Linked DNA regions of Homo sapiens: region 2 is linked to region 1. The links are chromatin loops, found by intact Hi-C in ENCODE. Cell type or tissue: A673. All regions are shown on one strand. Links, peaks and the distances in the headings refer to the core of each region. The heading gives the core; the rest is flanking DNA.

Evidence for each region. Hi-C counts contacts between places; a loop is a spot of excess contacts. Peaks named below come from ENCODE experiments on the same cell type or tissue, not always from the same donor. Only the 100,000 strongest peaks of a DNase experiment are listed, where the experiment ranks them.
Region 2: a loop joins it to region 1, with 10 times the contacts of the local background. A loop is called at or near these places in 5 of 110 quality-filtered maps.

The regions. Positions count from the first base shown.
Region 1 is chr3:128,126,693-128,141,796 of GRCh38, forward strand. It overlaps a transcript of RUVBL1 not described here. Among named protein-coding and RNA genes, the nearest start is that of RUVBL1, 10 kb to the left of the region's middle. RefSeq lists a silencer at 6,774-7,068. In A673, for the core only: a CTCF peak has its summit at 7,014 (motif pointing left); a DNase peak (open chromatin) is centred at 6,999; H3K27me3 peaks cover 530 bases.
Region 2 is chr3:128,001,662-128,016,765 of GRCh38, forward strand. No RefSeq gene overlaps it. Among named protein-coding and RNA genes, the nearest start is that of SEC61A1, 43 kb to the right of the region's middle. RefSeq lists an enhancer at 9,884-10,384. In A673, for the core only: a CTCF peak has its summit at 9,719 (motif pointing right); a DNase peak (open chromatin) is centred at 9,670; H3K27ac peaks cover 418 bases.

The DNA.
Region 1 (15,104 bases), core at 2,583-10,582:
GGCTGCAAAGTCAGACAATTTCTTTCATTTCAACAGAAAACAATGTGGCAGGCCAGTATCCAAGCTACACAAGTCCAATAAACAGCAAGTGAGGCCTGCTGCAGTGGACAGGGTTATTCCTGACCAGCGTCCATCCCACTTCTGCGCACCACCACTCTCGTTTTCCTTCAGGAAATGACCGTTCTCCCACTTTGAGTCTGCGTAGTTTGGGCGAACTGACCCCACACCCCATGTTTGTTTCAGTGGTAAACACGTGGCCCTGGCCTGACCTATCAGTATCCCATCCTCTCAGACACTGTAATTGGCTCAGAAATGTGAGCAGCTAGTTCAATGACAGTCAGTCCTGGCAATTTACTGGACATATCAGGAGAGAAAATGTAGGTAATGGATCTGCAGGCTGGTCTTCTTTGTTACTTCATGGGGAGACTCTACCTGAGAATGAAGCCAAGACAGAGGAAAGGAAAGCTGACAGAAAGAGATTCCCGATGAAATCCTTTATATCCCTGCATCATCCTCGCCTTACTTGCAGTGTAACATGGCATTTACTTTGGGGCTTAAGATGTTTGAGTTAGATTTCTATCTGTGGGTACTGAAAATCCATATCAATGTAGTGACACATATGTAAGTAATTGTGTGGACTACTACATTCCAGAATTGTGCTGTGACAGCCCTAGACCTGCCAGCTCTCATTCCCTCACTCCCACGACCCTCTCATTCCCTTACTCCCACGACCTTTGCTCTTTCACCTCCAGGCCTTTGACCTCTCTTTCTCCAGCCCAAGCTTGATTATCTCAATCACTTGTTTCCTGACCCTTCTGCTCCCTCCTTACCTTGACTTCTATCACACCTGAACTTTGAACCCACAAGCCCAGGTCAAGCCTCCCTCTGCCTTCTTCACTGCCTCCTGAGGGCTACTGTGTGTGGCAGGATGCAACTACCCAGTGGTGCCCTGTAACCACTGCACAGTCATGGTCTCCAGCCTCAACTGGAGCAACCCAAGTAATGATTAAATGTTGTTATTTGGCCAGGTGCAGTGGCTCACGCCTGTAATCCCAACACTTTGGGAGGCCGAGGTGGGCAGATCACTTGAGGTCAGGAGTTCGAGACCAGCCTGGCCAACATGGTGAAACCCCATCTCTACTAAAAATACAAAAATTAGCCAGGCATGGCAGCACACACCTGTAGTCCCAGCTACTCGGGAGGCTGAGGCAGAAGAATTGCTTGAACCCAGAAGGCAGAGGTTGCAGTGAGCCGAGATTGCGCCACTGCACTCCAGCCTGGGCGACAGAGTGAGACCCTGTCTCAAAAATAATAAATACATACATACATACATACATACATACATACATACATACATACATAAATACATAAACGTTGTGTTAGTTTTTTGGGGGGCTTCAAGTGATCCTCCCATCTCAGCCTCCCGAGTAGCTGGGCATGCGCCACCACACCCAGCTAATTTTTTCTATTTTTTTGTAAAGACAGGGGTCTTGCTGTGTTGGCTAAGCTGGTCTTGAATTCCTGAACTCAAGCAATCCTCCTGCCTTGACCTCCCAAAATGCTGGGATTACAGGCATTAGCCATAGCACCCAGCAGTAAATGTTACATTAGTTAAAAGATTAGTTCAGCTGCAGTAACAGAGAGATCTAAAATAACAGTGGATCAAACAAGAGAGAAGTCACTTTATCTCACAGAAAGTCCAAGCAGGCATGCCAGGAGGTGGGCTGGCTTTACAATCAGTAAGGGCCTATGGTCCTTCTATGATGTGGCTCTGCCACTCCCCACACACATTGTCTATCGTGTGGTCCAAGATAGCTGCTCAAACTCCTCCCAAAAGGGCTGAATTTGCACCAACTAGAAGGAAAAAAGGGGAAGAAGAGGACATACTTCTTCCCTTTAACCTTGATATTGAAGTTGCACCATCATTTCTACTCATATCCCAGGGGCCAGCACTTAATCAAATAGCTAGAACTAGCTGCAAAGGAGGCTGAGAAATGTAGTCTTACACTGGATGGATATGTGCCCAGTTAAAAATTCAATTCCTATGTAAAGAGAGGAGAAGATAGATTGGGAAACAACTCTCAGGCGCTACCCTAAGCTTCTACTATGTGCCAAGCACTGCTGGATTCTCCTTGTATGCGACTCAAAGGCAGGTATGACCTTCCTTCTAGCCAAGGCATCTTTACTATCTGGGTCTCAGGTTAGCAACCTGGGCCCCATTCCATCTCTCAAAGGCCTTGCTCCACCCATTACCTTCCTTTTCTTGTATTTCCATCTATCCTCCCTGATCATTCCCACAGGATATGTGCAATCTTTCTCCCTCCTCCCCCTCCTAATGTCATCACTTGCATTTCTTTCCTAGCACAGTTCTCATCTTGCCAAGTGCCCCCCTTTCCCTTCCCAGGCTTCAGCCCAGTGCAATGTAGCTTTTACTCTTGCTGCTCCCATGAATCTGCTATCTCAAAAGTCCAGGGTGCCACAAAATGAGTCTTAATAAATGTTAAAAATTGAAATAATACATAATACTTTTCCAATCACAATGGAATAAAACTTGAAATCAATAACAGAAGGAAAAATCACAAATATGTGGAAATTAAACCATACATTCTTAAACAATTAACAGGTCAAGAAGAAATCATAAGGGAAATCAGAAAATACTTTGAAATGAATGACAACAAAAGAACAACGTACCGAAACTTATGGGATGCAGCAAAAGCAGTGTTAAGAGAGAAGTTTATAGCTATGAACAGCTATAATAAAAAAGAAGAAAGATCTCAAATTCATAACCTAACTGTACACCTACAGGGACCAGGAAAAACAACAACAACAACAACAAAAGAACAAGCTAAATCCAAAACTAGCAAAAGAAAAGAAACAATAAAGATTAGAGAATAGCAGTATTCCCAGTAGTAAAGAGGCAGAAGCAATATAAGCATCCATTGACAGATAATGGATTTTTAAAAGATGGTATATACATATAATAGAATATTATTAAGCCCTAAAAAAGAAGAAAATTCTGACATGTTACAATATAGATGAATATTGAGCCATCATGCTAGGTAAAATAAGCCAGTCACAAAAAGACAAGTACAGTATGGCTCCACTATGAGGAAGTAGTTAAATTCATAAAGACAAAAAGTACAATGGTGGTTGCCAGGGGCTGGGGAAAGGAAAAATAGAGAGCTAATTCAATTGGTGCAGGGTTTCCATCTGGGAAGATGAAAAAGTTCTGGAGATGGATGATAGTGATGGTTGCACAACAATGTGAATGTACCTAAAGCCGCCTAACTGTACACATAAAATGGTTAAAATGGTATCGTTTATGCTACGTATCTTTTACCAAAAATTTTTAAAAAGATTAAAATGGAGACAAAATAGAGAAACAGAAAAACAGAGAAAATAAAAAAACTAAAAGTTGGTTCTTTGAAAAGAATAACAAAATTGACAAATCTTTAGCTAGATTGACTAAGAAAACAAGAGAGAAGACTAATGATAAAATCAGAAATTACAGCAGGAACATTACTATTTACTATACAGAAATAAAAGGAATATAAGCGAATACTGTAAATAATTATAAACAAATTGGATAATCTGGATGAAATAGACAAATTTGTGGAAAAAAACTGTGAACAGACTACCAAAACTGACTCAAGAAAAAGTAGAAAATCTTAACTGTAATCAAGTAAGGAGACTGAGTCAGTAACCAAAAGTCTCCCTATAAAGAAAAGCCTAGAGCCGAATGGCTTAACTACTGGTTTCTACCAAACATTTAAAGAACTAACACCAGGCCAGGAGCAATGGCTCATGCCTGTAACCTCAGCACTTTGGGAGGCCGATGTGGGAGGATTGTTTGAGGTCAGGAGTTCAAGACCAGGTTGGGAAATAGCAAGACCCCATCTCTACAAAAAAAAAAAAAAAAAAATTTTATTTATTTATGTATTTATTTATTTATTTATTTATTTATTTATTTATTTTTGAGACGGAGTCTTACTCTGTCCCCCAGGCTGGAGTGCAGTGGCGCGATCTCGGCTCACTGCAAACTCCACCTCTCGAGTTCATGCCATTCTCCTGCCTCAGCCTCCCGAGTAGCTGGGACTACATGCGCCTGCCACCACGCCTGGCTATTTTTTTGTATTTTTAGTAGAGACCGGGTTTCACCGTGTTATCCAGGATGGTCTCGATCTCCTGACGTCGTGATCTGCCCACCTCGGCCTCCCAAAGTGCTGGGATTACAGGCGTGAGCCACCCTGCCCGGCCTTTATTTTTTTTCAATTTTATTTGCCAGGCATGATTGTGCCCACCTGTAGTCTTAGCTACTTGGGAGGCTGAGGCGGTAGGATCACTCAGGCCCAGGAGTTTGAGGCTGTAGTGAGCTTTGATCACACCACTGCACTTTAGCTTGGGTGAAAAAGTGAGACACCAGTCCTTCCCAAACTCTTCCAAAAAACTAAAGAGAACACTTTCTAATGCATTCTATGAGGCCAGTGCTGCCCTGATAACAAAGCCAGATAAAAACATTATAAAACAGGCTGGGCATGGTGGTTCATACCTGTAATCCCAGCACTTTGGGAGGCCAAGGAGGGCAGATCACCTGAGATCAGGAGTTCAAGACCCCATCTCTACTAAAAATACAAAAACTATCTGGGTGTGGTGGCATGTGCCTGTAATCCCAGTTACTTGGGAGGCTGAGGCAGAGAATCACTTGAACCTGGGAGGTGGTGGTTGCAGTGAGCCAAGATCACGTCACTGCACTCCAGCCTGGGTCACAGAGCGAGACTCCATCTCAAAAAACAAAACAAAACAAACAAACAAACACTGTAAAACAAACCAACAACAACAACAAAAAAAAACAGATCAAGATCCTGTATGAATATAGATGCAACAATTCTCAACAAAATTCTAGCAAACCCAATTTAGCAGTGTGTTAAAGGATTATCACCATGACCAGTGGGATTTATTCTAGGAATACAAAGGTGGTTTAACATACAAAAATCAGTGTAATATACCATATTAATAGAGTGAAGGGGAAAAGCCCCACATGATCAACTCAACTGATTCAGAAAAAAAATTTGACAAAATCCAATACACTTTCATGATCCAAAAAACAACTAGGAGTTGCCTATGAGAGGGAGGCGGAGCAAGATGGCCAAATGCACCCTCCAGAAATTGCCCCCACCTGCCGCCAGCAGGAAACCAAATTGAAAAACTATCCACACAAGAAGGCACCTTCATAAGAACCAAAAATCAGGTGAGCAGTCACAGTCCCTGGTTTTAACATCACATCAAAGAAAGAGGCACTAAAGAGAGTAGGAAAGACAGTCTTGACTCACCTGCACTACCCCTCTCTCATCCCCTGCCTGAGGCCTCATGGCACAGAGAGAGAATCTATGTACTTGGCAGAGAGATTATGGGACTTTGTACTGGAACTCAGTGCTGCCCTGTCACAGCAGAAAGCAACACAAGGCAGAATTCAACCAGCACCCACGGAGAGAGCATTTAGACAAGCCCTAGCCAGAGGGGAATCATCCATCCCAGTGGTCAGAAACTGAGTTCCGGCCAGCCTCATCACCGCAGGCTAAAGTGCTCTGGGGTTCTACAGAAACTTGGAAGGCAGTGTAGGCCACAAGGACTGCAATTCCTGGGCAAATCTTGGTGCTCTGCTAGGCTTGGAGCCAGTGAACGTGGGGTGCATGTGACCTAGCAAGACAATACCCAGGGCAATCAAGGGAGTGCTTGCATCACCACTCCCCCAAAGCCAGGCAGCGCAGCTTGCAGCTCCCGGAGAGACTCCTTCCTTCTGCTTGAGGAGAGCAGAGAGGAGAGTAAAGGGGACTTTGTCTTGCAACTTGGATACTAGCTTAGCCACAGTAGAATGGGGCAGCAGGTAGAGTCCTGAGGCCCTTATTTCAGGCTCTAGCTCCCAGACGACATTTCTAGACACACCCTGGGACAAAAGAGAATGCAGCGTCTTGAAGGAGGAAAACCCAGACTTGGCAGGATTCATCATCTGCTGAGTAGAGTGCATGGGCCTTGAATAAACATCAGTGGTAGCCAGACAGTATTTACCACGAGCCTTGGGTGAGACCCAGTGCCATGCTGGCTTCAGGTGAACCAGCACATTCCCAGTTGTGATGGCCACAGAAAGAAACCCTTTCTGTTTGAAGAAAGGAAAGAATAAAAGGGACTTTGTCTTGCAACTTGGACACCACCTCAGCCACAGTGGGGTAGAGCACCGAGTGGTCTTTTGGGTTTCCCAATTCCAGGCCTTAGCTCCTGGGTGACATTTTTGGACTTGCCTTGGGCCAGAGGGGAGCCTACTGCCCTGAAGGGAGAGACCCAGGCCCAGCAGTATTCAACACAACTTGAAGAGAGAGCCCTTGGATCTTGAGTGAGCATCAGCGGTAGCCAGGCAGTTCTTGCTATAGGCCTGGGTTGGTTGTGACCACAGGGAGAGTTCTTCTGCATGAGGAAAAGGGAGGGAAGAGTGGAAAGGACTTTGTATTGCGGTTTGGGCACCAGCTCGGCTACAGTAGACTAGAGCACCAAATGGATTCCTAAGGTTTCTGACTCCAGGCCCCAGCTCCTGGATGGCATTTCTGGACCTGCCGTGGGCTGGGGGATGAGCTTGTCACTCTGAGGGAAGGACATAAGCCTGGCTAGATTCACCAGATGCTGATTTTAGAGCTTTCAGGCCTTAAGTGAACATTGGCAGTAGCCAGGCAGTGGTCACCATGGCCCTTGGGTGAGACACAGTATTGGGCTGGGTTTGGGTCTGACCCAACAAAGTCCCAGTGGTGTTGCTACAGAGGTGCTTGTATCATCCCTCCCCCAGCTTCAGACAGCTTATCAGAGAGACTCTGTTTGTTCCTGGGAAAGTACGGGAAGAGAACAAGAGTCTCTGTCTGGTAATCCAGGGAATTCTCCCAGATCTTACCCAAGACCACCAAGGTAGCACCTCTATGCAGCTGAAAGTCACAGCTTTATTGGGCTTGGGGTGCCCCCTAGTGCAGATACAGCTGCAGTGACCAAAGACAGATTACAACACTCAATTCCCTTTGAATGCTTGGCAAGGCTTCCCAAGAAGGATGGGTACAAACAAGCTCAGACTGCAAAGACTGTAATAAATACCTAACTCTTCAATGCCCAGATATTGACAAATATCCACATCATCAAGGCTATCCGTGAAAACATGACCTCACCAAACAAATGAAATAAGGCACCAGTGATCAATCCTGAAGTGACAGATATGTGACCTTTTAGACAGACAATTCAAAATAGCTCTTTTGAGGAAGCGCAACGAAATTCAAGATAATGCAGAGAAGGAATTCAGAATCCTATCAGATAAATTTAACAAAGAGATTGAAATAATTAAAAATAATCAAGCAGAACTTCTGGAGCTGAAAAATTCAGTTGATATACAAAGCATGCATCAGTCCACAGCAGAACTGATCAAGCAGAAGCATTAGTGAGCTTGAAGACAAGCTATTTGGCCAGGCGTAGTGGCTTATGTCTGTAATCCCAGCACTTTGGGAGGCCGAGGTAGGCAGATCACTTGAGGTCAGGAGTTTGAGACCAGCCTGGCCAACAAAGTGAAACCCCTTCTCTACTAAAAATACAAATGTTACCTGGGCGCGGTGGTAGGCGCCTGTAATCCAGCTACTCAGGAGGCTGAGGCAGGAGAATCACCTGAACCTGGGAGGCAGAGGTTGCAGTAAGCAGAGATCATGCCACTGCACTCCAGCCTGGGCAACAAGAGTGAAACTGTCAAAAAAAAAAAAAAAAAAGACAGGCTATTTGAAAATACACAGAGGTGGCCAGGCATGGTGGCTCATGCCTGTAATCCCAGCACTTTGGGAGGCCAAGGGTGGCAGACCAAGTGAAGCCAGAAGTTCGAGACCAGCCTGGGCAACATGGTGAAACCCCATCTCTACAAAAAATAAAAATAAAAATAACAATAAATGAGCTGGGTGTGGTGGCACATGTCTGTAGTCCCAGCTACTTGGGAGGCTGAAGTGAGAGAATCAATTGAGCCTGGGAGGTCAAGGCAGCAGTGAGCTGTGATTGCACCACCGCACTCCAGCCTGGGTGAGAAACTTTGTCTAAAAAAAAAAAGAAGAGGAAGATGAAAAGGAAAATAAAATGCAAAGAGGGGAAAAATTTAAAAAAAAGAATGAAGCATGTCTACTAAATCTAGCAAATAGCCTCAAAAGGGTAAATCTAAGAGTTATTGGCCTTAAAAGAAAGTAGAAAGAAAGATCAGGGTAGACAGTTTATTCAAAGGGATAATAAACAGAACTTTCCAAACCTAGAGGAAAAAAAATTAATATTCAAGTATAAGAAGGTTATAGAACACCAGATATAACCCAAATAAGACTATATCTAGACATTTAATAATCAAACTTCCAAAGGTCAAGAATAAGGAAAGACTCCTAAAAGCAGCAAGAGAAAAGAAACAAATAACATACAAAGGAGCTCCAATATATCTGGCAGCAGACTTCTCAGTGGGAACCTTACAGGCCTGGAAAGAGTGGCATGACATATTGAAAGTGCTAAAGGAAGGCTGGGCATGGTGGCTCATGCCTGTAATCCCAGCACTTTGGGAGGCCGAGGCGGGTGGATCACCTGATGTCAGGAGTTCGAGACCAGCCTGGCAAATAGGGTGAAACCTCATATCTATTAAAAGAACAAAAATTAGCCAGGTGTGGCGGCATGCACCTGTAGTCCCAGCTACTTAGGAGGCTGAAGCAGGAGAATCGCTTGAACCCAGGAGGCGGAAGTTGTAGTAAGCCAAGATTGTGCCATTGCACTCCAGCCTGGGCTACAGAGCAAGACTCCATCTCAAAATAAGTAAATAAATAAATAAACTGCTGAAGAAAAAATATTTTATACTAGGATAGCATACCCAGCAAAAATATACTTCAAACATAAAAGAGAAATAAAGACTTTCTTAGACAAACAAGGGCTGAGGGATTTAATCAACACCAGACTTGTCCTACAAGAAATGCTAAAGTGAATTCTTCAGTCTGAAAGAAAAGGATGTTAATGAGCAATAAGAAATCACCTGAAGGTGCAAAACTCATTGGTAATAGTACGTACACAGACAACCACAGAGTAGTGTAGCACTGTAATTGTGGTGTGTAAACTATTCGTATCTTAAGAAGAAAGAATAAAAGATGAACTTATCAAAAATAATAACTACAATAACTTTTCAAGACATGACAGTATAATAAGATATATATCATAGAAACAACAAAAAGTTAAAAAGCAGGGGGATGAAGTTAAACTGTAGAATTTTTAATTAGTTTTCTCTTTGTTCTTTTTTTTGGCAATTAGTGTTAAGTTGTCATTAGTTGAAAATAAACTATGCAGATGTTATTTGCAAGCCTCATGGTAACCACAAATTAAAAAACCTACAACGCATGCACAAAAAATAGAAAGCAAGAAATTTAAAGATACCACCAGAGAAAATCACCATCACAAAAAGGAAAACAGGAAGGAAGGAAAAAAGGAAGGAAGAGAAGACACAAATAATCAGAAAAAAAAAACCAAAATGACCGTAGTGAGCCCTTACTTATCAGTAATAATAGTGAATGTAAATGGACTAAACTTTCCAATAAAAAGACACAGAGTAGCTGAATGGATTGAAAAAACAAGACCTGCCAGGTGTGGTGGCTCATGCCTGTAATCCCAGCACTTTAGGAAGCCAATGTGGGTGGTGAGCCCAGGAGTTTGAGACTAGCCTGCGCAACATGGTGAAACCCCATCTCTACAAAAAATACAAAAATTTGCCGGGCATGGTGGCATGCACCTGTAGTCCCAGTCACTTGGGAGGCTCAGGTGGGAGGAACACTTGACCCTGGAAGGTCAAGGCTGCAGTGAGCAATAATCATGCCACTGTACTCCAGCCTGGGTGACAGAGTGAGACCCTGTCAAAAAAAAAAAAAAAAACAATGATCTATTGCCTATAAGAAACATATTTCACCTATAAAGACACACACAGATGGAAAATAAAGGGATGGAAAAAATGTTCCATGCAAATGAAAACCAAAAAAGAGCAGGAGTAGCTATACTTACAGCAGAAAAAATAGATTTCAAGACAAAAACTATATAAGGAGACAAAGAAGATCATTATATAATGATAAAGGGACCAATTCAGCAAGAGGATATAACAATTGTAAATATATATGCATCCAACATTCGATCACCACATATAGAAAGCAAATAGTATTAGACCTAAAGATCATGAACAAAGAAACATGGGACTTAATCTGCTATAGACCAAATGGACTTAATAGATATTTACAGAACATTTCTTCCAACGGCTGCAGAATACACATTATTCTCCTCAGCACATGGATCATTCTTAAGGATAGACCACGTTAGGCCACAAAACAATAAGTGCCTACATGAAAAAAAATTGAAACACTTTAAATAAATAACTTACTGGTGCATCTTAAATAACTAGAAAAGCAAGAACAAACCAAATCTAAAATTAGTAAAAGAAAAGAAGATCAGAGCAGAATTAAATAAAATTGAAATAAAAATACAAAAAAGCAATGAAATGAAGAGTTGGTTATTTGAAAAGATAATATCAACAAATCTTTAGTCAGACTAAGAAAAAAACAGAGAAGACCCAAATGAATGAAATCACAGATGAAAAGGGAGACATTACAACTGATGCCACAGAAATTCAAAGGATCGTGAGCAACTACTATGAACAACTATATGTCAATAAATTGGAAAACCTAGAAGAATAGATAAGTTCTTGACATATACAACCTGCCAAGATTGAACCATGAAGGAATCCAAAACCTGAATAGACCAATAACAAGTAACAAGATCAAAGCTGTAATAAAAAGTCTCCCAGCAAAGAAAGACCTGAGACCCAATGGCTTTAGTGCTGAATTTTACCAAACATTTAAAGAAGAACTAATATCAATCCTCCTCAAACTATCCCAAAAAATAGAGGAGGGAATACTTCCAAACTTATTTTATGAGGTCAGTGTTACCCTGATACCCAAATCAGGCAAAGACGTATCAAAAGAAGAAAAGACAACTACAGGCCAATATCCCTGATGAACATTAACGCAAAAGTCCTCAACAAAATATTAGCAATGTGAATTCAACAACACATTAAAAAGATCATTCATCATAACCAAGTGGGATTTACCATAGGGATGCAAGGATGTTTCAACATATGCAAATCAACCAGTGTGGTACATCATATCAATAAAATGAAGGACAAAAGCCATATGGTCATTTCAAGTGGTGCTGAAAAAGCATTTGATAAAATTCAATATCCTACTATAGTAAAAGCCCTCAAAAAACTTGGCATAGAAGGAACCTACCTCAACACAATACAAGCCATATACAACAGACCCACAGCTAGTGTCATACTGAATGGGGGAAAACTGAAAGCCTTTCCCCTATAATCCAGAACAAGACAAGGATGCCCCTTTGCTACTATTATTCAACATAGTACTGGAAGTCCTAGCTAGAGCAATCAGACAACACAAAGAAATAAAAGGCATTCAAATCGGAAAGAAAGAGGTCAAATTATTCTTCCTTGCAGATATGATCTTATATTTACAAAAAACTAAAGATTACATGCACACACACACAAACACACCGACACACAAACTGTTAAAAGTGATAAACAAATTCAATAAAGTTGTAGGATATAAAGTCAACATGCAAAAATCAGTAGCATTTCTATATGCCAACTGTGAACAGTCTGAAAAAGAAATCAAGAAAATCCCATTTGCAATATCTACAAATACAATAAAATACTAAGAATAAACAACCAAAGAAGTCAGAGATCTCTACAGTGAAAACTATAAAACATGCAGGAAATTGAAGAGGCCACAAAAAATGAAAGATAGTCCATGTTTATGAATTGAAAAAATCAATATTGTTAAAATGTTCATACTACCCAAAGCAATCTACAGATTCAGTGCAATCCCTATAAAAATACCAATCACATTTTTCACAGAAATAGAAAAAAAAATCCTAAAATCTATATGCAACCATGAAAGACTCAGGATAACCAAAGCCATCCTGAGCAAAAAGAACAAAACTGTAGCAATCACATAACCTGACTTCAAATTATGCTACAGAGCTATAGTAACCAAAACAGCATGGTTCTGGCATTAAAAACAAAAACAAAAACATAGTCTAATGGAATAGAATAGAGAACCCAGAAACAAATCCATACATTTACAATGAACTCATTAGACAAAGGTGCCAAGAACATACACTGGTGAAAGGATAGCCTCTTCAATAAATGGTGGATAGCCATACGAGAGAAAATGAAACTAGACCCCTATCTCTCTCCATATACAAAAATCAAATCAAAATGGATTAAAGACTTAAATCTATGACCTCAAACTATGAAACCACTAAAATAAAACATTGGAGAAACTCTCCAGGACATCCTTCTGGGCAAAGATTTCTTGAGTAATACCCCATAAACACAGACAACCAAAACACAAATGGGCAAATGAGATTATATAAAGTTAAAAAGTCTCTGCACAACAAAGAAACAATCAACAAAGTGAAGAGACAACCCACAGAATGGGGGAAAATATTTGCAAACTATTTACCTGACAAGGGATTAATAACCAGAATATATAAGGAGCTCAAACAACTCAATAGGAAAAAATCTAATAATCCAATTTAGAAAAAACAGGCAGAAGATCTGAATAGGTGTTTCTCAAAAGAAGACATACAAATGGCAAGTAGGCATATGAAAAGGTGCTCACCATCACTGATCATCAGAGAGATGCAAATCAAAAGTACAATGGGTATCATCTCACTCCAGTTAAAATGGCTTTTATCCAAAAGACAGGCAATAAAAAATGCTGGTGACAATCTGGAGAAAAAGTAATCAGTATGTCTAAGAGACATCTGTACTCCCGTGTTTACTGCAGCACTATTCACAATAGCCACAATTTAGAAGCATCCTAAGTGTCCATTAACAGGTGAATGGATAAAGAAAATAAAAAAGAATGAGATCCTGTCACTTGCAACAACATGGATGTAACTGGAGGTGATGATGTTAAGTGTAATAAGCCAGGCACAGAAAGACAAATTTTGTATGTTCTCACTCATTTGTCGACACTAAAAATTAAAAGAATTTTTAATTGTACTCCCATGAGATAGGGAGTACAATAATGGTTACAAGAGGCTGGGAAGGGTAGTGGGGATGCGGAGTGGGAATGCTTAATGGGTACAAAACTATAGTTAGAATGAATAAAATCTAGTGTTTGATAGCACAGCAGCGTGACTATAGTCAACAATAACTTATTGTACATTTAAAAATAACTAAAAGAGTATAATTGGGTTGTTTGTAACACAAATAAATTATGTACGCTTGAAATGGTGAATACCTTATTTACCCTGATGTGATTATACATTGTATGCCTGTGTCAAAATATCTCATGTACTCCTTAAATGTATGTACCTACTATGTACCCATATAATTAAAAAATTTTTAAAAACTTCCTCAATATGATATGATACAAGTTTTTTTGTTTGTTTGTTTTTTTTTTTTTTGAGACGGAGTCTCCCTCTGTTACCCAGGCTAGAGGGCAGTGGCGTGATCTGGGCTCATCCTTGTGTGCTAATAGACCTGAGAACAAAGCTTACTCAGGGGTGGGGCTGCTGGCTTTTAGATTATAGGCACACTCCCTGCACCTGCTCCCACGTTTTCAGCAGCATTTGGACTTATCCACCTTTCTAATTATTGGCAAGCTAATGGGCATGCTTATTATTTCAGACCTGGGCTGACTTCTGGGGCCAAAAGGGATAGAGATGATTTTGCTGACACCTTATAGGTGGTACAAAGTCATAAAAGTAACTAACATTGATTTATATAGTGAGAACACTATTGCCTTTTTAGTTTTCTTTTAGTAAGTTTTAGTGTACTGGAGTGTGCCTTTAATTCCTTCCTCATACCGTCATGTGTCCCATAGCAACATTTTGGTCAATGACAGACCACATATAAGATAGTGGTCTCATAAGATTATCATGGAGCATATATAAAAACCTGATTAGAAACTTGACATTGGCATTTCAGATCAAGTAGGGGAAATAATTGATATTCAATATTCAGTAAAGATGTTGGGACATTTAGTTTTCCAGATTAAAAAAATGTATATTTACTAGTATATATACCATCTAGGTTTGTATAAGTATACTCTATGATGTTCATGCAATGACAAAATCACTTAAAGACACATTTCTCAAAAAGTATCCCTGGCATTAAGGGACACATGACTGTACTTGCTAGACTTCCTTTTTATTAAAGATTCTTTGGAAAGCCTACTGTTGTTTTTATTGTATTTATTTTTGTGGTTTCTGACTATTTCTGGTAAGTTATAATGGTTTTCTATGTATGGAGAAATACTTCATTAAGTAAAAAAAGCAGGTCAATTGAAAGAAAAATGGTAATTAAGTCATAGGTGTTCCCTAGATAGCACAGAAATTCTGAAGATGGCTCTTCATATCACCAAGGCTGGGGAAATCTGACATAAACCAAGGTTCGTCTGGGAACAGAGGGGTCTGTCCTGATGCTCCAGGTGGCCTGGTAAGCCTTACCTCACAAAATGTCCCAGGTTCAAATCCTGCTTTTTCTGAGCAAGTTACCTCTCATTCCCCTCTGCTGTAAAACAGTGATGACAACACTCACAGGATTATTAAGATAATTAAATGAGATCTTAATGAGGGACTCTAGCACTGGGAGGGGCATAACACATGGTGTCAACACCTTGGAGTATGAAGACATGGACTTTTTTTCTTTTCTTTTCTTTTCTTTTCTTTTGAGACAGAGTCTCGCTCTGTCACCCAGGCCGGAGTGTAAGTGGCACAATCTCGGCTCACGGCAACCTCTGCCTCCCCAGATCAAGCGATTCTCCTGCCTCAGACTCCTGAGTAGCTGGGATTACAGATGCCCACTACAACACCCAGCTAATTTTTCATTTTTAGTAGAGACGGGGTTTCACCATATTGGTCAGGCTGGTCTCGAACTCCTGACCTCAGGTGATCCACCCGCCTCGGCCTCCCAAAGTGCTGGGATTATAGGCACGAGCCACCGTGCTCAGCTT
Region 2 (15,104 bases), core at 4,789-12,788, 120 kb before region 1:
CCACCAGCTCCTCCCCATCCCTCACCTGCAGAGAGAGCCACTGGCTAAAGGCCACACCTTCCCAGACAGCCCAGGTGACTGAGCAGGCAGGGAATGTGAAGATCTGGCCATTTCAGCTCAGCACAGAACATGCTGATGGAAGGCCTTGCTCTGGAGTCCCCAACAGGTGGGCAGAGGTGGGCAGGCCTGACCGAGGTTGAACTCCACTGCCAAGCCTGCTTCTGCCTCCTCCTGTCACAAGTGTGAAACACCTGGTGCCCCAGACTCCACTCCTTCATCTGCTTCCAGGGAAGCCAGCCTGAGACAACTAGCAAAGGCACATCCTAATGAAATGGCTGAGAATGCGAGGTAAAGGGAAACAGAAGCAAGAATGGCCACGTCCTCAAAAACTCTGCAGACAAGGAGACAATGAAACAGCATCTGCAAGAAAAAGCCGGGGATCTACAAATCTATATCCTGCAACCAAAGAAGACAAAATAGAGACTTTTCCAAACAAACCAAAGCTAGAGATTTTGCCAGCGGCAGACCTGCAATACGGGAAATGTTGACAGGAGTTCTTCACACCAAAGGCGAATGATATCGGATGAAAAGCCTGGAACTACAGGAGAGAATGAAGAGTTTGGGAAATGGAAAATGCATCACTCATATGAAAACCCTTTTCTCATTTTGAATCTCTTTGGAACATAATTGGCTCTGGAAGGTAAAACTGTTAACAATTTGTTGTTGAAGGCCAGGTGCGGTGGCTCACGCCTGTAATCCCAACACTTTGGGAGGCTGAGGCGGGCAGATCACAAGGTCAGGAGTTCGAGACCAGCCTGACCAACATAATAAAACCCCATCTCTACTAAAAATACAAAAATTAGCCGGGCGTGGTGGCACGTGCTTGTAATCCCAGCTACTCGGGAGGCTGAGGCAGGAGAATCACTTCAACGCGGGAGGCAGAGGTTGCAGTGAACCAAGATCGCGCCACTGCACTCCAGCCTGGGCGACAGAGTGAGACTCCGTCTCAAAAAAGAGCAGGATGGCAGGTATAAATACAGACATAAGGATACCTGCATTCAGTATAAATAATCGAGGGACTTGGAAAATCAGATATCAGACTGGACAAAAAAAGTGAGACTTACCTGTATGCTCTCTACCAGAAACTTACTTTAAATATAAAGACACAAATAAACTATAAAAAGATAGAAAAGATATATCATGCAAGCACTAGTCATTTTTTCAAAAGCCGGAGTGCCTATATTCTTGTCGGACAAAGTAGACTTCAGGGCAAACATTACCAGGGATAGAGATGTTTCTTAATGATAAAGGTGTGAATTTATCACAAAGACATCATAATCCTAAATGTGCATCTGCCTAATCACAAAGCTTCAAAACGCATGAAACAAAAACTGACAAACCCACAATTCTCATGTGTGATTCTCACGCAGAATTGAAAGGAAAAACAGACAAATCCACAATTCTCATGCATGATTCCCACACTCCTCTTCCAATAAGGACACAGAAGACTCGAACACGGTCAGCCAATTTAACCATCTCACGCTTAACAATGGCAGAATGTCCATTCTCAGCGCACATAGAGCCATCATCGAAATAAACCATATGCTGGACCACAAAACAAGTTTCATAAATGTTAAACGCTAAAAACAGGCAGAGTATGTTCTCTAACTAAAATATAGTTTAAAAAGAAATCAGTAACAATTAGATATCATTTAAATCCCTCACAATTGGAAATTGAACAAAGCACTTTTAATTACCCATGGGTCAAAGAAGAGATCATAAGAGAAATTAGAAATATTTTTAACTCTGTAAAAATAAAAACGTAGCCTATCAAATTTATGAGAAGCAGCTAAATCAGTTTTTATAGTGAACTTTACAACTTTAAATGCTTACATCATGGCAGGGTGCGGTGGCTCACACCTGTAATCCCAGCACTTTGAGAGATCGAGGTGGTTGGATCACTTGAGTCCAGGAGTTCGAGACCAGCCTGGCCAACATGGTGAAACCCCTTCTCCACTAAAAATACAAAAATTAGCCGGGCAGGGTAGCACACGCCTGCAATCCCAGCTACTCGGGAGGCTGAGGCAGGAGAATCACTTGAAACCGGGAGGCAGAGGCTGCAGTGAACTGAGATCATGACACTGAACTCCAGCCTGGGCAACAGAGCGAGATTCCGTCTCAAAATAAATAAATAAATGCTTATATTAGAAAAGGGTCAGAAATTAGTGAAACCAGTTAATAAATTTAGAAAGATCATAAAATACAAGGTCTATCTACAAAGAAATGTATTTTTATAAACTGGAAATGACCCACTAGTAAATGAAATTTAAAACTTTTAGCCCTTAGATGGAATCAAAAACACAAAAAATAATAAGGGATACATTTAACAACATATGAGCAAGAACTATTCACTGAAAACTGCAAGGTATTACTGACAGTGATTTCTAAGGGCCCAAATAGAGAGACACGCCATGTTCATGGACTGGAAGACTTGAACATGGGTGGGTGCAGGTGAAACAGGACTGGCCAAGGATGATGACTTTAGGGGCCAGATGCTGGGTACACGCATTATACAGTCCCTCTACTTCTATGTACATTTGAAATTTTCAGTAGAATAAAAGGAGCATAAAATATAACCTCCACATCACATTGGGCACCTTCTCCTCCTCATAAGCACTCTCTGCAGCTGCGTAGACTGCCTCGTGGATTCATGTGGGTTCTTGGAATCCGGCCACATTCAGAGACGTGTGAGGCAGGGTGGTTGGGGATTGAGGTTCTCAGTCAGGCAACTCACCCTCTCTGTGCCTCAACTTCCTCATCTGTGACATAGAGCTGCCTTCTAGTGTTGTTGTGAGGACTCAAAGGGTCCTACACCAGAGCACATGGGCTGGCTCCTGGAGAGGGGAGCTGACGGTGCATGCTGACATGCTACCATCGTCACCACCGTCATCCTCATCATGGTCATCTTCATGCTTGTTGTTCCGCTGGTTTCTGATTTCCTGCACTTGCAAGTAACACCACAGCAAACTTCTTTACGTATAAAGCTTTGCCTCCAACTCTGATGCTTTTCTTAGCCTAAATCCTAAAATACTGGATTTCTCAAGCAAAGGGCAGTCAGGCACCCACAGCAGGCAAGAACAGGGGCTGGACCAGAGCCCAACTGCCAGGACTGAATACACACAGCTGCTGCCGGAGGGCCAGCCTGCCTCTACCCAGCCCCGTCCTGGGGTCAGCGCCGCCTCAAAACCAGGCAGTGGCGATGGATGGACAGAGATAGGCCTAGGAGACATTTAGGCCTGGGATCAGAGACGCAGGTGCCACAGGGACCAGGTGGAGAAGGCAGTGCTGCATGCTCAGAGCAGCTGTGGCACACCTATGACTGAGTTTCATGCAGCAGCGATTGCGCTACACCTGGGGCAGGCATTGTTTCAATTGATCTTCAGAACTCTAAGAGGCAGTTCTAACAATAATTCCAAGTCACAAGTGAGGAGACAGAGGCACAGAGAGATCACGTCCCTTGCCCAAGATGCACAGCTAGTCACTGCTGGAGCCGGGATTCAAACTCTGGGATCGGAGTCCTGACCCACCACACTATGCCACGCCCATATGTTCATTGGAAGCCATGCCTGGGTCTGTCCCAAGAGATCCCATTTCGAGGTTTCTGACCCCAAGATGGCATTGCCCAAGGCAAACATTCCAATATTATTATTATTATTATTATTATTATTATTATTATTATTATTATTTTAGACAGAGTTTCGCTCTGTCCCCAGGCTGGAGTGCAGTGGTGCGATCTTCACTCATTGCAACCTCCGCCTCCCGGGTTCAAGCAATTCTCCTGCCTCAGCCTCCCAAGTAGCTGGGATCACAGGTGCCTGCCACTATGCCCGGCTAATTTTTGTATTTTTAGAAGAGATGGAGTTTCACCATGTTGGCTAGGCTGATCTCGAACTCCTGATCTCAAGTGATCACCCTGCCTCAGCCTCCCAAAGTGCTGGGATTACAGGTATGAGTCACCCCGCCTGGCCAAACATTCCAATTTTTAAGTGTTGACAATGAATTCTTACAAATTTAATACTACACAGCCCTCTTGCCACATTTGGCCTACGGGGTATCAGTTTGCAGCCCTGGGAAGGATGAAGCGAGGGAGAGGAAGGTAGTGCAGGCTCCTTCCCAGGGAGTGGGGACACAGAAAAAGGGGCAAGCAGCCCCATTTGTTTGCGTTTCCATACAGTAAGCAAACCTACAAAGGAATGGGCCATCCCCTGTTGCTGGGTCAGGAAGCAGGGATCACAAATGCCGGAAAAAAGAAAAAAGAAAAAAAAAACACCTAGGCACAACCTGGGCTTTCTGCCCTCTGGCAGTAGGGATGGGGTTGAGAGGCAGAGGACCAACGCTGTCACTGTGATTCCCAGGCGCACTGAGGGGAGGGGCACCCCCTGGCGACCCTCCAAGAAGCAGCCCACCCAAATTGCTGCCTGCTGCAAGGGCCAAATGCTGGGACCAGAGGGACCGGCGACCGGGGCCTTTTGCACCGGGCTTTACCCTTTAACACAACAAAACAGAGCCCAGCCTGCTAAGGAGTGTTACACACCTGCTGAGAAACCCAGCTATGCCTGGCCCTCCTCTCAGGCAGACACATTTCCCAGCCCTTGTTGTACACACGATGCCAGCCTTGGGGCCATCGTGCCTCTGTGATCAATAAAAGTAGAAGAAAGGAGCTGAGGCCACCTCATCCCCAGCTGGGAGGCAGGCGGGAGGAGAGGCCCCCAGGCAGCTCAGCTGATGGCAGCTCAGGACAAAGTCTCAGCGTCATCCTGACCCTCCTTCCCAGGCACTCCCCCTTTTTTTCCCCGCCACCACCCCCTTCCCCCCGCCCCCTGGGCACTTGGAAGAGGGGGGTGGGAAGCCGTCTTTGGGATGGAGCTGGGTGGGCAGGGAGCTTGCAGAAGGGCTGAGGAGGAGGTGGGATGGGCTGAGGGAGGAATGAACAGGGCTGCGGCCCCTCAGGGAGCTCCGGATGGGTCCTGAGCCAGGACCAGCCCTGACCTCTGGGCGAAGCCTGCCAACAGCCGGGCAACAAACCTTCCTTGAAGAGGACGCCAGGTGGAGCATCCGCAAAGCCCGTTCAGAGCCAGGCCCCGGCCACCTTTGTTTGTTGCCTGGACCATGGCAGAGGCCTCCCACCTTCCCTGGTTTCCCGCACTGCAGCCAGAGGGAATCTTGGACGGTGCAGCAGGTCCCAGGGCTCCGGCTCCCAGAGGCCGAGGTCCCTAGGGAGGTGTGTAAGGCCGTCAGCACTCTGGCCCCACCTCACCCCACTCTCCGGATTCCTCTGGTTGGTCCTCCGCCGCCATGTGCGGCTTAGCTGTTCTTCCTCTAGAACCTTCTTCCCCCAGACATCCCAATACCAGTTCCTGCACCTCTCCCAAGTCTTTCCCCCTTCTCGGGGCCCTTCCCCACCCATGCGCTCAGGATTCAACGCTGCAGGTCCTCTCCCTCCCCCTAGTGTATTCTTCTCCGTAGCAGGGTCCACCCCCTGCCCACACAGTGACTGCCTTCCAGAGTGCCCGGTAGCTATTTCAGGCTGTTCCTAGCGGTTTCCGTGGGGAAGGAGGGCCCAGACCTGCCCAGCCTCTGGCTGGGTCCCTGCTCCCTGCCTGTCGAAACTCCACCCACGGATCCTGTGATCAGTCTCTCCGGGCTCCTCATGGAGCAGAATTCTCACCCAGTGCTGTCCAGGAAAGCAGAATCCCAGCCACGTCTGCGACTTTAAAGTATGCAGTAGCCACATTTTAAAAAGTAAAAGGAAATGAGTGCAATTAATTTATATTAATTATAGTTAATTTACATACTTTTATAAATAATATACTTTATCTGACTCAATATAACCAAAATATTGTCATTTGAACCCATAACCAATATAAATATATAAGCATATAATAACTATATAAAATATACAAATATGATGGGATATCGTGCATTCTTTTTTTCATACTAGGTCCCCGAAATCCAGTGTGTATTTTACACTCACAGCACGTCTCACTTCAGATGAACCACATCTCAAGAGCTCAGTCCCCTATGGACCAACACTCACATTGTCCCCAGTTCCCCTCTAAACAATGCAGCAATAACATGCTCACACATGCCTCCTGGAAGGCTAGGGTGTGAATTCGTTTCTCTCCTGGGTACGTCCCCAGGGCAGTGGTGGCTGGCTCAGACTTAATTGGCCATGGTTTGCCAGCTCCCTCTGTAGGATGGCTGCGCTGGCCACACTTGCCCTCAAGACACAAGGGTCCACTGGCTCCACACCTTTCCACTTTCTGCATTACCCACCTTTTTTTTTTTTTTTTTTTGAGACAGAGTCTCACTCTGTCGCCCAGGCTGGAGTGCAGCGGCACCATCTCGGCTCACCGCAAGCTCCGCCTCCCGGGTTCACGCCATTCTCCTGCCCCAGCCTCCCGAGTAGCTGGGACTACAGGTGCCCGCCAACGCGCCCAGCTTTTTTTTTTTTTTTTTTTTTTTTTTTGTATTTTTAGTAGAGACAGGGTTTCACTGTGTTAGCCAGGATGGTCTCGATCTTCGGACCTCGTGATCTGCCCGCCTCAGCCTCCCAAAGTGCTGGGATTACAGGCATGAGCCACCGCGCCGGCCATTACCCACCTTTCTAATGTTAGTCAATAGGATAGCTGTAAAATGACACCTCCTTGTTATTTTGATTTGCATTTCTCTAATTGCTAATGAGTTTGGGCTGAGCTACCTTTGAAAGAATTTGTCCAGCCTAAATGAGCATCAATAACAGATTAGCTAAATAAGTCACGTTGTCCTAATTCACAGACTATTGTAGACCTGTTAAAAAGAATGGAACAAGGCTGGGTGAAGTGGCTCACGCCTGTAATCGCAGTGCTTTGGGAAGCCAAGACGGGCAGATCACTTGAGCCCAGGTGTTCACGACCAGCCTGGGCAATATGGTGAAACCTCATCTCTATAAAAAATACAAAAATTAGCCCAGTACGGTGGCACATGCCTGTAGTTCCAGCTACTTGGGAGGCTGAGGCAGGACCACACCCAGTACCACCTGCTCTGCCAGGCACTCACTGTGTGACCTTGGTTCTGCCTGTGCCTCAGTCTCCTCCTCTGCAAAACAAAAAAGGGATGAGGAGAGTCTCACAGATTGTTGTGGAGAAGAGGCATTTGGAGATGCACAGAGAGCAGCATCCAGTCACCTGCGTGCCCCAGCTCGGCTCCGATGCCAGCACTCGCTCCTCTTTGCCATACACCTTTGCTGCGCATCTACCAAATTCCAGGCACTGCTCCGGAGTCTCTCGGAACACAGAGGTGAAGTGCAAGGAAAAATAATAATCATCATATGATTATTAACCCTAGAGAAAATAAAATGCTACATAGGAGAGGGAAGGTAACCATAGATTACCATATGGCACAGCTGTGCCTTGTGTTTACACCGGTTTATGATAATATAAACTCTGAGCCAGAATTAATAACTAAAAGGAGAGAGGGATCAGGACAAGGGAGGGACAAGGACAAACTGTATCCTCAGGAAGCAGAGGCCCTCCATGCTCTTAAGGCCAGCGGCTTCCCTCAGTTGCGACAGGAACGTTCCTTGGCCTCCTGAGCCACTGAGGGCAATGCTGGGTGGCCCACTGCTTGGGTGCTGATGGCTGTCCATTTCAGGGGCATCTGAGCCAGCAGCCCTTGGAGCCCAGCCTCACATACCATAGGCCCAAGAAAGAAGGCTTATGCAAGGCCACACCTGGAGCTAGAGCAGAACCAGATGCAAACCCACCCTGCCTCTGGGTCTGGTGCTCTTTCCTCTGGCCTGCTCAGAGAGCGCAGGCTGGGACCTCGGGATATCCCTTCTGTGCCGGGATCTTTTTTTTTTTTTTTTTTTGAGACAGGGTCTCACTCTGTCACCCTCACCCAGGCTGGAGTGCAGTGGCATGACCTCAGCTCACTGCAGCCTCTGCCGCCTGGGTTCAAGTGGTTCTTGTGCTTCAGCCTCCTAAGTAGCTGGGATTACAGATGTGTGTACCACCACACAGGCTAATTTTTTGTATTTTTTAGTAGAGACAGGGTATCACCATGTTGGCCAGGCTGGTCTCAAACTCCTGACCTCAAGCGATCGGTCCACCTTAGCCTCCCAAAGTGCTGGGATTACAGATGTAAGTGCCGGAATCTTGCACAGCAGAGAGTGGGACTGGTGAAATATGCCCTGGTGCACACACACAGCAGAATGCGTGGCTGCCTACACACAGTAAAGCAAAGCTAGCTGAGTTCCTTTGGGCCCTGTTGCCCCATCTGTAAAATGAGGCTGTGCTAGTGCTTGTGGGCTATGTAAGGGTCCCCTGCATTAATATAGATAAAGCGCATCATTACCATCCTCCTCCCCTCCACTGAGGAGAGACAGCCTCCATGGTGCAATGCCCAGTGCCAAAGGCAGGTGAAGAACTCAGCTCACACCCTGGCTCTGCTGGTGGGGTGTGGACAAGGCCCTGAACACACACATCCATGTGTGAATGTATGAGGGGGTGCTATATGGATGAGTGTGGGCACATTGTGTGTGGCAGGTGTGTATACGTGTGTATGTATAGTTGTGGGTATGTATTGGTGAAAATCATAATCTCCCATGACACAATCCTGGATGCCACGATCTCGAGTGTTGAAATCCTGAAAGATCAAAACTCCAGATGTTGAAATCCTCAAAGTCAAATTCTAGGAAAAGGATTAGTGCATTTCAGGATCATTGCATCATGTTGGTTGCATGTTGGGTGGAACTATTGCTTTGTTATCTTTGTTTGGAAATTCAGTGTGGTTTAAGGAGATGTGTTTGGGTGCCAAGTTGACAAGCCTGGCTCTGCTGTAGACTTGAGAAACCTGGTAGGCATTATTTTGGGGGTGTCTGTGAGCGCGTTTCCAGGGGAGACGAGTGCGTGAGTCTGACTGGATCAGGGGAAAGATCTGTTCTCGGTGTAAACAGGCACATTTATTTATTGCGCAGATAAATCCCCTTTTAAAAATGTTAATAAATGTCTTTTAGAGAATTCTAAAATTATTTTTTCCAGAATTACGTTTCGGGGATTTTTATCTTTTGAAATTTTGATTTTCAAGATTCTATACTCTAGGGATTTTGATCTTTCAGGATTTCAGCTTTCAGGATTATGGAATTTGGAACTGTCTTTTGGTACTATGGCCCAAACTGGTGTGCATACGTGTGTGTGTGTGTGTGTTCATGAGTGTACATATATTGTGTATATCTGTGTGTGAATGGGGTATATGTACATATGTGTGTATATGAGTATGTGTGTGTGTTGTTGGTAAACACAAATCTAGAGAAAAAAATTGTATTTTTTCCGGTGCAAAGAAAGGGAATAAGGCACCCCCTCCCACTTCCTACTTCCTTTAATAAAGCTGAAATTGTAAACGCTACCTCTGTCTCCTTGAGATGTATGTAAATTTATTTTATTGTATCATTATTATTGCAGTAAAGAAATAGTTTATGACCCGAGGCCGGCCACCCTGGAGATTGAGTTATCACTCAATCTCGCTGAGGAGTTGGGGGGGGCTTTCAAGGGTTTTGGAGTGGTGATCGCTGATTGGTTAGGGATGAAATCTTAGGCGTGGGAAACCTCCCTGAGTCCGCCTCAGTCTGGGATCCTCTGACAGGTTTTGCAGCCCCGGGCTCCTTCTCTCCGCCTTGGAAACAGCCAGGAGGTGGCGCCGGATCTCCCCCATCCTCAGGAGTGTGAGGCCCAGGTGCTCGCTTCAGGAAGTAAACTTCTTGTCAAAAGACAGGAGGCATTTGGGAAATTAGCACGTATGGAGTGGGTGGTGTCTGCCAGGCTATGAAAGCTCTTTTTCTTTGCAATCTCTTTAGCCGACTGTCTGTGATGCACACTGCTGTCTAGTTGTAGCAAAACTAACTTCCTGTTACCTTTGTGGAGAGGTTTTCTGGGTTGACAGATTTTGTTTTTAATCATTTTCCCAATGACATGTGTGTGTTTAAGATATGTGTCTATGGCGGCGGTGGGAGCGGGAGAGTGTCCTAAAAAGCCGGTTCAGTGCACACCTCTAGGACTGGTGGAACTGAAGCTGGAATCGGGGATGGGAGGGACAAACCAGTTTTTTCCTATACACTCTGTGTAGCAACAGAACTAAGCACGTGCATGTGCCTTGCATCACAGTTCACTTAGCAACGAGCTGCATCTATGACTGTGGTCCCATAAGATGATAATGGGACCGGGCGTGGTGGCTCACGCCTGTAATCCCAGCACTTTGGGAGGCCGAGGCGGGTGGATCACCTGAGGTCAGGAGTTCAAGACCAGCCTGGCCAACATGGCAAAACCCCGTCTCTACTAAAAATACAAAAATTAGCTGGGTGTGGTGGCGTGAGACTGTAATCCCAGCTACTCGGGAGACTGAGGCTGGAGAATCGCTTGAACCCGGGAAACGGAGGTTACAGTGAATCGAGATCGTGCTACTGCACTCCAGCCTGGGCAACAGAGTAAGCCTCCGTCTCAAAAAAAAAAAAGGACCTAAAAATCCCCCTCGCCTAGTGACGTCACATCAGCTATGACGTCATCGCACACATTCCTCTCTGTGTGTGGTGATGCTGGTGTACACAAACCCACTGCACTGCCAGTCGGATGAAAGCCCAGCACATGCAATTATGTACAGTACATAATACTTGATCCTATTAATAAACGACTGTGTTACTGTCAGAGGCATTGAAACCAGTGCAAATCCATCTTGAGTAGGGACTGGGTAAAATAAGGCTGAGACCTACTGCGCTGCGTTCCCAGACAGTTAAGGCATTCTAAGTCACAGGATAAATTAGGAGGTCGGCACAAGATACAGGTCATAAAAACCTTGCTGATAAAACTGGTTGCAGTAAAGAAGTCGGCCAAAACTCACCAAAACCAAGATGGCCATGAGAGTGACCTCTGTTCGTCCTCACTGCTACACTCCCACCAGCGCCATGACAATTTACAGATGCCATGGCAACATCAGGAAGTTATCCTACATGGTCGAAAAGGGGAGACAAGAATAATCCATCCCTTATTTACCATATCATCAAGAAATAACCATAAAAATTGGCAACTAGCAGCCCTCAGGGCTACTCTGCCTACAGAGTGGCCATTCTTTTGTTTCTTCGCTTCTCCAATAAACTTGCTTTCACTTTACTCTACAGATTCGCCTCGAGTTCTTTCTTGCCCGAGATCCAAGAATCCTCACTTGGCATCTGGATCATGACCCCTTTCCAGTAACATTACCAGTTTATGTATTTACTGTATTTTACTTTTTAATCATTATTTTAGAGCATACTCCTACTTATTAAAAAAAAAGTTAGTGATAAAACAGCCTCAGGCAGGTCCTTCAGAAGGGATTCCAGATGAAGGCATTGTCATCACAGGAGGTGACGGCTCCATTAGTGTTACTGTCCTTGAAGACCTTCCAGTGGGACAGGAGTTGGAGGTGGAAGGTAATGATATCACTGATCGGGACCCTGTGTAGCAGGTCTCAGCTAATGTGTGTGTTTGTGTCTTAGTTTCTGAAAAAAATGTTTAAGAAGTAAAAAAAAAAAAAAAAATTAATAGAAAAAGGTTTATACAATAAGAATATAAAGAAAGAAAATATTTGTGTATGATTGTACAATGTGTTTGTGTTTTAAGTTAAGTGTTATTACAAAAGAGTTGAAAGTGGCTGGGCATGGTGGCTCACGCCTGTCATCCCAACACTTTGGGAGACCAAGGCGGGCAGATCACAAGGTCAGGAATTCAAGACCAGCCTGGACAACATGGTGAAACCCCATCTCTACTAAAAATACAAAAATGAGCCGGGCATAGTGGCGCACACCTGTAACCCCAGCTACTCGGGAGGCTGAGGCAGGAGAATTGCTTGAACCCTGGAGGTGGAGGTTGCAGTGAGCTGAGATTGCGCCACTGTACTCCAGCCTGGGTGACAGAGCGAGACTCTGTCTCAAAAAAAAAAAAAAAAAAAAAAAGAGTTGAAAGTTAAAAAAATTGAAAAGTTTCTGAAGTAAAAATGTTACAGTAAGCTAAACATAGTTTGTTATTGAAGAAATAAAATATATTTTATAAATTTGTGTAGCCTAAGTACACACATTTATAAAGTCTGCTATAGTGCACAGTACTGCCCTAGGCCTTCAGGTTCACTTACCACTCACTCACCGACTCACTGACTCACCCAGGGCGACTTCCAGTCCCACAAGGCTCCATCCCTGGTGAGTGCCCTATACAGGGGTACCTTTTCACAATTTTTTTTTTTTGAGACAGTCTCGCTCTGTCGCCCAGGCTAGAGTGCAATGGCACCATCTCAGCTCACTGAAACCTCTACCTCCTGGGTTCAAGTGATTCTCCTGCCTCAGCCTCCTGAATAGCTGGGATTACAGGCACTCACCAACATGTCTGGCTAATTTTTGCATTTTTAGTAGAGATGGGGTTTTGCCATGTTGGCCAGGCTGGTCTTGAACTCCTGACCTTAGGTGATCCACCCGCCTTGGCCTCCCAAAGTGCTGGGATTACAGGCATGAGCCACCATGCCCAGCCGGAATTCTTAATTTCTGAAAAACTGAGTTCCTTCCAGTTTATATATTAGGCACAGGAATCCTGATCCAAAGGAAATACACTGCAGCACCAATTGGCTGACTTTGGATAAGTAATGGGGTACATTTTACTTGAGTAAAGGATGGGATTGAGTTAGAGGGCCTCCCCTCAGTAAAGTCCCTCTTGGTTAAAAATAGATTAAAGATGACAGGGTCCAACTGAGGGCAAGCCTTGCCAGTTCAATATTGGGTGCTAAACAGCGTGGCCAATGTCTATGTTTTGTCACTCATATTTTCCTCTGGCCAGAATGAAAAATGTTAATTGGGTTACCCCATGCAACCCCTTGAGCAGCAACTTGCAAAACTGAGAGGCTTTTGCCTGATTCCATAAAACAAAAAAAGATGATTTTCCTTTATGATGTGGCTTGGCCCCCAGGGCTATAGTGTGGCAAGCAGGGTCACTAGGGTTGCTCAGGGAAAGGGAACCCAGGAGCCTGGCATGCCCGCAAAAGGGTAAGAATTTATTACCAGTCGGACTCTGACCTTTCTCTCTCTGTGAAAACTGGTTAAATAAATGGTAAAAATCACTGTTTATCTCCTCTCTAAAGTTTTGATTAACACAAAAAAGAATTCTGAGGCTGGTCTTAAGCTGTAGTGAACCTGGTGTGCTTTATGTGTCTTTCTGTATTGTTCTGTCGTGAAAGGGAGTACCTTAGGATAAAGCATGTGTCTAGGACACCATAAACCCACTGTTCAAGATGGCCCAGAAAACTGGTCAGTCATGTCCTTGGGAGCCTGACCTTATAACCATGTGGCCATGCTTTCCCTTTTCATAATGGAGGCCCAGGTTCAGGGTTCAATTCCCTTAGGAAATGAGTACTTTCTGGTTTGATATCTGTGTAATCCTTACCATTTGTTGATTCTCTTCCCCTCCATGAACCATCTTAAATTTTCCTTTCTCTGAGCACAGAAATACTGTGCATTTGGCCTAGGCAAGGCTGCATAATAAAAGATTTAAAAGGAATTTTAAAAAGAGCACTATAGTTAAAAGTCAGCTTAATTAAAACTGGATATTAAAGCTCTAACAGCCTGGGACTCCTTGGGAAAAACAGGAGGCTCCAGAGACCTGTTTTGGAAAAAAATCCCTTTTCCTCATGGAACCTCAGGAATTGGAAATGGATAGATCCTCCTCAAAATCTAAGGCTCTGTTCTTTTTAGGATCCAGGATCTGGTGTAAAAATGGGATCTGTTTTTCCCTTCCAACTGTGCCTGCTTATTAGGCTCTAGAAATTGCAGGCTTTCCTGGCCCTGTTCTTCCACCCTAGGACTCCACTCTAAAGCCAGTAATCCAACTTAAAAAACTTAAAACTTGGCTGGGCACAGTGGGTTATGCCTGTAAACCCAGCACTTTGGGAGGCTGAGGCAGGTGGATCACGAGGTCAGGAGTTTGACACCAGCCTGGCTAACATGGTGGAACCCCGTCTCTACTAAAAATCCAAAAAATTAGCCTGGTGTGGTGGTACACACCTGTAATCCCAGCTACTTAGGAGGCTGAGGCAGGAGAATCGCTTGAACCCAGGAGGCAGAGGTTGCAGTGAGCCAAGATCACGCCACTGCACTCCAGCCTCGGTGACAGAGTGAGACTCTGTCTCAAGACAAAAAACACACACACGCATACACACAACTTAAAAATTGGCAAATGAAAAATCTTACAACTACTTCTGTCTGTCTGTGCAGTTATATATGTGTTGTGTGTGTGATGTTTATATAAAAGAGCTCTAATTAATTGGCTTTAAGAAAACTAAGCACTTAAATCAAATATTTTGGCAGAAAAGTAAAAACTGTAATGTCTTAGTTCACATAACTTTAGTAATCTTGGGGAAATAAAAACAGCTTTAAAGACTATTGGTAAAATAAAGACATTTGGTCTAAATTAGGCAGGTTAGATATTTGATTTGCTAAATGCTTTAAGGTCATAAACTGCTTCTTAGGCTTTTGAAAATTATTCAATTTACCTACTTTGGAGCATTAGATTCTAAATAAGGGCCAGGCACATGGCTCATACCTGTAATCCCAGCACTTTGGGAAGCCAAAGCAGGTGGATCACTTGAGGCCAGGAGTTCGAAAGCAGCCTGGCCAACATGGAGAAACCATGTCTCTATGAAAAATACAAAAATTAGCTGGGTGTGGTGGCATGTATCTGTAATTCCAGCTACTCAGGGGGCTGAAGCAGAAAAATCACTTGAACCTGGGAGGCAGAAGTTGCAGTGAGCCAAGATCAGACCACTGCACTCTAGCCTGGGTGACAGAGTGAGTGAGACTTTGTCTCCAAAAAAAAAAAAAAAAAAAAAAATCCAAATAAGGCCTGGGGACAACCAGTAAAATAACTTGTTGTTTAAAAAGAGGGATGTTTAGGACAAGTCAGAAAGTCCATGCATGTTGTAGATGGCTTGTGTACATTGTGAAAGGATTTGTGAAAGAAAATTTATGCACCAAAAGTAAAAGTTGCTAAGAGTTACCATTG